Linked DNA regions of Homo sapiens: region 2 is linked to region 1. The links are chromatin loops, found by intact Hi-C in ENCODE. Cell type or tissue: psoas muscle. All regions are shown on one strand. Links, peaks and the distances in the headings refer to the core of each region. The heading gives the core; the rest is flanking DNA.

The links. Peaks named below come from ENCODE experiments on the same cell type or tissue, not always from the same donor. Only the 100,000 strongest peaks of a DNase experiment are listed, where the experiment ranks them.
Region 2: it touches region 1 in a loop (2.6-fold over the local background); 5 of 110 quality-filtered maps call a loop at or near these places.

Annotation. Positions count from the first base shown.
Region 1 is chr6:41,025,851-41,029,779 of GRCh38, forward strand. It overlaps UNC5CL (unc-5 family C-terminal like), which reads right to left. Exons shown (of 9, transcript NM_173561.3): 9 at 1,045-2,745. The coding sequence ends at 2,523. Among named protein-coding and RNA genes, the nearest start is that of UNC5CL, 11 kb to the right of the region's middle. RefSeq lists enhancers at 1,859-1,928, 1,999-2,198 and a silencer at 2,339-2,448. In psoas muscle, for the core only: a CTCF peak has its summit at 2,318 (motif pointing left); a DNase peak (open chromatin) is centred at 2,311; H3K4me3 peaks cover 2,340 bases; H3K27ac peaks cover 2,056 bases.
Region 2 is chr6:40,910,682-40,914,610 of GRCh38, forward strand. The region is part of intron 1 of LOC101929555 (a long non-coding RNA gene); the gene reads right to left. Among named protein-coding and RNA genes, the nearest start is that of UNC5CL, 130 kb to the right of the region's middle. In psoas muscle, for the core only: a CTCF peak has its summit at 1,866 (motif pointing left); a DNase peak (open chromatin) is centred at 1,840; H3K27ac peaks cover 414 bases.

The DNA of each region.
Region 1 (3,929 bases), core at 838-3,337:
AAATCCAGCAGGAGGAAGTGTAGACGTGGGCCTCTGCAACATGTGAAAAAGCAGAAATCACAAACGCAGTGTTTTTCAGCAGGTGATTTAGGCAACTCTTCATCAGGGAAAGGGCTGGAAGTAAGGCCACAAGCAGTGATCAATTGTTTGCTATTTGAAGGCAATTCAAAAAGAAAAAAAAATCCCCAAGTGAACGTTCCTTGGGTGACCAGTGTGCCACCTCTGCATAAGTCTATGAAATCAAAGGCCCTGGGACAGCCTCTAATATGGTAGCTTCATTCCAAGGAAGAGTTTAAAGCACAAAGAAGAGCTGTTCTAGTTAGTATGAGTCAGGGCTAAATGTTAAGTCTCCTGATGCTCACTGGGGCACACCATCTCTCAGCATTAGGTGCCAATACATAACATGCCAAATGGGTTTGATGTGAGAAAGGAAGTGTCTGCCTTATAGGAATCACTTGGCCTGCATCTACCCCAGGATTTCCAAGCCTCCCTTTGCCAGCACTGGAAACGCATTTTGAGAAATTGGAGTTGGGGCCAGAAAGCATTCTATTCCCATCACTGGAATCTGTGTGGCTTCTATTTGCAACTCCAGTAGATGTGAAACTCTTAAAATGATTTTTTCCAGGGTAGGAAGGAACACAATGATGTCTTTGGCTAAACAGTGCCGGGCTACTGCACAGTTCAATCCTGAGCTAAGTGAAGGGGGAAAAGTCCGGGGCACTAATCTGGCGTGACTGGCAGCACCCGATGGGGTAAGGAGGACAGATGAGAAGGGTAGGAGAGGACTGGTGGGGATAGGGGAACAGGGAAGGGATGGAAAGGCCTGCTTCTGAAGGCTTGCATCTAACAGAAAAGGAAGGGAACCTCCCTGACTTACCATGCGGGACCCAGGTAATTTTCATACTGGAAGCACAATCTACAAAATGCTTCCCTCCAACCCATCCCCATAGGTACAATTTTACCAAATAAAATCATTCATACTCACATCCAAATTTGCCAATCTGAGCAAAATATAGTTAGTAACAAAGGAAGGCAATTTTCATATTTTATCATTCATCATAGAAAAAAAGCTTTAATATTTTTTAATTAAATACAGAAGAAAATTGTGTTGCCAGAGAGATTGTTTGCCTGCCTTTGAACAAATTAACAACACCTGTTTGCAAACAAAAGAATTTCCAGAATGGAGTCAAACCCTTTATTCTCTGTTCAGGACCCAGCCCATTCATGTCTTTTGTATACAGTATCAAACACATAGTAGGTGCTGAATAAGTATCTGCTGACTGAATGGGGTGCCTCTTTTATCCCTATCCTTTATTTCCCAACCCTAAACTGGATCTTGATCCATGGGGAAAATATCCCCACCCATCCATTCCTAGAGTAGCCCTGTCTCTTTCAACAGTCTTTGATACATAACATTGGTTTAGAGACATATGCCTGAAGGGAAAAGAGGGAGGGTTTCAGGCAGAGAAAGAAACACACAAAGACAGGGCACAGAGACTAGGCAGAAACAAAAAGATCTAAGACAGAGAGAGAGAGTAACTGAAACACAGGTGCAGAGCGGGAACAACTGTGGGAGACAGGGACAGAAAAACCAAGTCAGAGAAACTTAAAACGCACACCATTGGAGATAAAGAGATAAAAGGGCTGGGCCAGAATGATCATCTTGAAGTTTCTACTCAGCTTTAATGTTTTCTGATAGAGAAAATGGCAGAGAGAGAGGAAGACACGGCCTAAGCAGGAGGATAAAGAGACAAAGGAAGTTAGTAGAGGCAGAGGCAGCCAGCCAGGCGTGCCTAGCCGGGAAGCCTGGTCCTACCCCGGCCTCACACCCACGGGGATGGGCTCCCATGCCCACTTTCGGCTCCTACCTTAAGTCCAGCCACCCTCTTCCCCTACCCGCCCCTAAAGATCTCCAAACCACTCGGCAAATCAAATCCTCTCTCCCCAACATCCTCCGTGAAGCATTCTCGCTGCTCCAGCCCGCACTCAGCTCTTCCCCTCTCAACTCCTAAAGCCACACCCACCTCCCCTAACCACAGGGCAGGGCTGTTTTCGAGTTTGCCCTTGGCTCCTATGAGCACATCTTGACTCCTGCAAAAGAACTGTGTGCTTGTCAGGGCTCCAGACCCTACCTCCTATATTCCAGTATTCTTCATGACACCAGCCCAATGCCCGGTCTTCCTAAGTGCTCAGTGAATACTTTAGGGCCTGACCGGCCCTAAAGTGCACGCGGGGACCGTGGCCGTCCCCTGGTCAGTTTGGCAGGCTGGCCACGCTGAGGCCATCTCCTGGGCTCCTGCGCCCTCTGCCGGCCAGGAGGGGACCCGCACGCGGGACAGCTCGCGGCCGGAAGGGCGCGCCTGCTGCTGGGAGGCTGGCGAGGACGCGGGCGGCCCTGGCACCGTCCGAGGGTTCTGGGAAGGGTGGTGGGCACAGCCAGGAACAGCTGCTGTGTTCCTCTTAGGCGTAGGAGAACAACCCCTCTCGCCCCTACACCTCCTCCGGCCCTGCCCGCTGGGCGCTCAGAGCTTCTCGTCCAGCTCCAGGCCCTGGTTATCCCGGGCGCCCCCGCGCTCGGGGCCTGGGCTGCCGCCGTGTGTCCCACTCAGGTAGTTCTGGATGGCGGAGGCGCAGTCTAGCCGCTCCATGACGGTCATGAGGTAGTGCAGCTCCTGCAGGCTGCCGTTCTGCTCCTCAAACAACTCCAGGATGGCCGCTGCGGGGCTGCGCTGGCAGGACAGGAACCTGGCCCGAGGTAGGGGAGGAAGAGAAGGGTGTAGGAGCAGGGAGGGGCTCCCCCCCTGCTGCAGGCTCCCTGGGCTGCGCAGCGCAAGGTCCGTCCCTTCCCCATCCTGTAGCTTTTGTCCTTGTCCTGCTCTTGCCTGCCTTCCAGGGCACAGGAGGTGGGAAGCCCCAGGGCTTTGAAACTTGAGATTGTCCTGGCTTGGAGGCCAACTCTGACCCCTACTCCTCTCTAGGCTTCAGTTTCCTCTTATTAAGATGAGGGCTTAGACAAGAGGACCTCTAAGTTTGCTACAGTTCTGATGTTCTGTAATTGCCTTCTCTACCTCCCCCACTCCAAATACACCCCTAGCCTCCCCCTAGCCTCCTAACTCCCTCCTTCCTCCCTCTCTCCTAGGCCACAACATCCTGCTCACTACTAAGGAAACAGTTGCTGTAAACCATGGCTTTTTATCACGACTCTCCCGTCCACTAAAACCTTCCAGAGTCTCTCACCTCCTAACCAGCCCACGCTCCATGAGCCTTTCTGGCTCATCCAGCACCTGGCCTTGCCCTGTCTTTATGCTTTCTCTCCTTTCTCCCATCCTGAACCCCCTTAGCTCAGGCCTCTCTCTTTCTCGCCTTGCACACACTACACCCACAGCCACCTCTGCTACTCCCCAAAACAAAATGGCTGATCTCTTCCCCATCACTTCCTCCCTGAAGCCCTTTCTAGTTCACCCCTCCCAGGTGGAAGAGAACATTCTGCATCCCTCAGTTCAGACTTCTGGTCATAACGCCCGCAGTTCATTATTATTCTTGCTTCAGCTGTTTTCTGTCTCTCTTCAATGTGTTATACAATACTGGATTCTTACAGGAAGGCACAAGGAACACTTGCCTTTATTTTTCAAGCTCTCTGAACCCTTTACTAGTGTGTGCGCTCCTAGGCGCCGGGACCATGCCTCATTCATCTTGTATCATAGTGCTTAGCACAGTTTCCAGGGCATAATAGGTACTTGATAAATGTTTAAATGAATGATTTAAAAATCCACCCTGTAGTTTGCAGACCAGCCTGGCCAACCTGGTGAAACCCCGTCTGTACTAAAAATAAAAAATTAGCTGGACATGGTGGCGTGTGCCTGTAATCCCAGCTACTCGGGAGGCTGAGGCAGGAGAATTACTTGAACCCGGGAGATGGAGGTTGCAGT
Region 2 (3,929 bases), core at 661-3,160, 120 kb before region 1:
CCACCTACTCTCTCTTTGTTATGTGACTAATATCTTCCCTCTCTGTTTGATGTTTAAGAGTTTTTTTATTACTTGCAACTGATAGCTTTCTAACCAATATACCATCACTTTTTTTCATGTATTCATTATTCACATCCACATAAGCACTTCTACATGTGAGAGCTGAGATAGTCACCAGGAATACAGTATCGATAAATGCATGAGCCCTCGCTGCCTTCAAGGAGCCTATAGTCATGCATTCCTGCATCTGTCATGTCCCCTGCTTGCACTTGTCTCTCCTGATCATTTCTGACCCTTTGTGGCTCACCTCTATAATATACACACCTAATTGTTTACCTTCTCTGTGAACTGCCATGACTGACAACCCTTCCTCAATGCCATACACACCCTATGCTTTTGTTATAGCACTTTTCAGACTGCCTTGCAATCGCCTCTTCATTAGCCTGTGAGCTCCTATTGTGAACCCCCGAGGCAGCCACAGGGCCTGGATATTAATAATGCTTAGTCAGGCATCTGCTAACTAGCCACCCTAAGGACTGGGGGCACTGTGAAGGCAAGTTCAAATGTTGGGAAGAAGTCACCAGCTATTGCTTAGAAACCAGAGCAGGGGATGCAGGCAGGTCCTGAACTACAAGCCAAAAGATGAGAGAACACAGAGAGGAAGGAGGGCCATATTGGCAAAGGACAAAAACCCCTGTCCCTCTTGGCCCTTCCTCCAAGCCCCAAACTCCTTGACTTCTCCTCCCAGAGGTCACTGCACAACCAGGAATCCACCCAAAAGAAATATGAAGCTTTCATCTGTTTAGCTGTTTGGCTGGATGGGCCCTTGTTTTTATACTCACGGGTCTAGTTAGGTAACACTCTTCCCTTTCACCAAAGTTCTGCAGCCCTCCACCCCCACCCTCCTTGATCTTCAGACATGGCTCATTGTGTTTCTGGCCCTGCCTGCCTCCTTTCTAACCCATCCTTCTTAGTCAGTTCATCAGAAAGTGGTTTCCTGATTGATTCTTCTCAATGGGTTTTCTCAAAAGCCCTTTTAAATTAAATTATATTATTTGTTCCAAGGTAACTAAAGCCAACATAAGCCAGCCCAAGTTCCAGTGCAGCTCAAACAGGTGACTTCTCATATGATGCAAAGGTTCTTAATTACAGACCACAGAATTCACTCTAGTGGATTTAAACACAAGGGTCTTTATTAAGAGGTAAAAACAGTGAAGAAGGCTGAAGAAACAAATCTAGACGAATAGTTCTCAACCCTTGCTTTACATTAGAATTGCCAAGAGAGCTTACAAAAATAAAATGCTCATGTCTTTGTTCAAGCCAATTAAATCAGAATTTGTAGTATTTTTTTTAAAGGTCCAAGTAATTCTAGTGTATAACCAAGATTCAGAGCTATTACTCCAGGCCAATGGGTCGCAACCTTGGCTACATACTGGAATCACCTGGGAAGTTTTAAAAATGCTGATGCCCAGGCACCACCCTTAGAGATTATGACTTAATCTGGGGTGTGGCCTTGGCACCTGCAGTGGTCAAAGCTTCCCAGGTGATTCTAATTAGAGCCTTGGCAGAGCTCCAGTATAGTCTAGGCCAGTACTTCTCAACCTTGACTGGGTGTGTGAATCACCTGGGGGTGTAGCTGATTCTTTAGGAGTGGGCTGGTGCCTGGGATTCTACTCCTGATCTGTGGACAACAGTTTGAGATGCTAGGCATTAAACTGAACTTCCAGGATTGGCTCCCAAAATTACAGCACAGAATCGGGCCGCCTAAGGAGCTGCGGCCTCCCCTGCAACCAGGAAGCTGCGGTATCTGACATCTGCCACCAACAGCTGTTAGCAACAGAGCTAGCACTCCTGCAGTGACACCCACTGGCCAAGTAAATGTCCACACACTCCACCTCTCTGCTCAGTGACTTAGATCCAAATCCAAATCTTACCTGACTACAGCTGCTTGGTGGATCCTAAGGCCACACCCTGAATCTACCTGCAAAAGATGCCTGGGAAACATATTTGCCAGCTCTTCAGTCTCAGCACGCTAGAGAGGGATTGAAACAAGTGTTGAATAAACCAATTAGCAGTTATGAGAACAGTGCCAGGAAAGTCACACTGCCTACCTTACTGAAGCCTGAAAGTCTACCATTTGAAAATAATTTCTTAAAATTAAGCACTGTTGGCCGGGTATGGTGGCTCCCGCCAGTAATCCCAGAACTTTGGGAGGCCGAGGCTGGTGGATCACGAGGTCAAGAGATCAAGACCATCCTGGCCAACACGGTGAAACCCTGTCTCTACTAAAAATACAAAAAATTAGCCAGGCGTGGTGGTGAGCACCTGTAGTCCCACCTACTCAGGAGGCCGAGGCAGGAGAATCACTTGAACCCGGGAGGCAGAGGTTGCAGTAAGCCGAGATCACACCACTGCACTCCAGCCTGAGTGACAAAGCAAGACTCCAAATCAAAAAAAAAAAAAAAAAATAAGCACTGTTGATAAATGCACAAGGTTATCCATGCCAGCAAAGAATTACCAAAGAATTAGAAACAGCCTTAGAAGACTGGCTAATCATGAAGCACCCTTATAGTGGAATAAAACTATGCAGCTAATGAAACAAAAAAATAAAAATAAAAATAAGGCAACTCTCAATGGGCTGATATTGAAGGATCTACAAGGCATATTAAAAAGTAAAATGTAAAAAAGCAAGATGCTATAATTTGTGCAAAAGGGATATAAGAAATACATGTACCTTTATGTTAGTAGGGACCCTCCGGAAGGATGCATACAAAATAGGATTCAGATACTGATTTCAGAGAGGGGAACTGGGTGGTTAGAGGATGGAGATGGACCATAGGCTTGGCACAATACATCTGTCCTACCTTTTGGATTTTGCACCTATTATATAAATAAATACAATCTGCTTTATAAATGAATTAAAATCTGCTCTATGAAAACGCCCTGCAAATTGTGACAGATGCATGCATGAATTTATTCAACACAGATGTACCTAACCCTCTCCCCATTCTGAGCCCTGTCTCAGTTCTGTGGAAGGGCCATGGCATGGTCCCCAAGACTGTAAGACCCCATGCCACAATGTGGTGAGTGCAACCGCAGAGGTGGACACACAGAGCCCCAGAGCACAGAGGAGAGGGTGATTGGTTTAGTCTAAGGGGCCCCGAGAATGTGGTCTATAGAAGGCATTGTTTGAAGGGAGACTTAAGGAAGATGTAAAATTGTGCTTGGTGAAGAAGAACATTCCAGACAGAGAGAACAGCTTGTGTGGTCTGGGGCTTGAGAGAAGGCACAGTATGCTCTGAGCAGTATGAGATAATAAGATGGCCAGAGCAGAGGTCATGGTGTCGGGGGTATACACCCACATGCATCTCCCTGAGCTCCCCACAACTCCCTGTTTGCGTGAGGATATACAGAGCAAATCATCACTGGATGGACTTTGAGGTTGGGAAGCTTTGATCTGAGATTCCCAGCTGTAGAGTGGTTCTCTTCTCCTGACCGAGTCCATCTGAAAAATGCCAAACAACAGGAACTACTAGACTCAGAGGTAGACCCAGCTGCACTTGATTATTGGTTTGCTTAGAAACACCTTGAACTAGGCTGGGTGCGGTGGTTCACGCCTGTAATCCCTGCACTTTGGGAAGCCAAGGTGGGCAGATCATGAGGTCAGGAGTTTGAGACCAGCCTGGCCAATATAGTGAAACCCCGTCTCTACTAAAAATACAAAAATTAGCCAGGTGTGGTGGCACGTGCCTGTAGTCCCAGCTGCTCAGGAGGCTAAGGCAGGAGAATCGCTTGAACCTGGGAGGTAGAGGTTCTGGTGAGCCAAGATTGTGCCACTGCACTCCAGCCTGGGCAACAGAGTGAGACTCCGTCTCAAAAAAAGTAAATTAATTAAAAAAAGAAACACCTTGAACTGAGGCAAAGAAGAA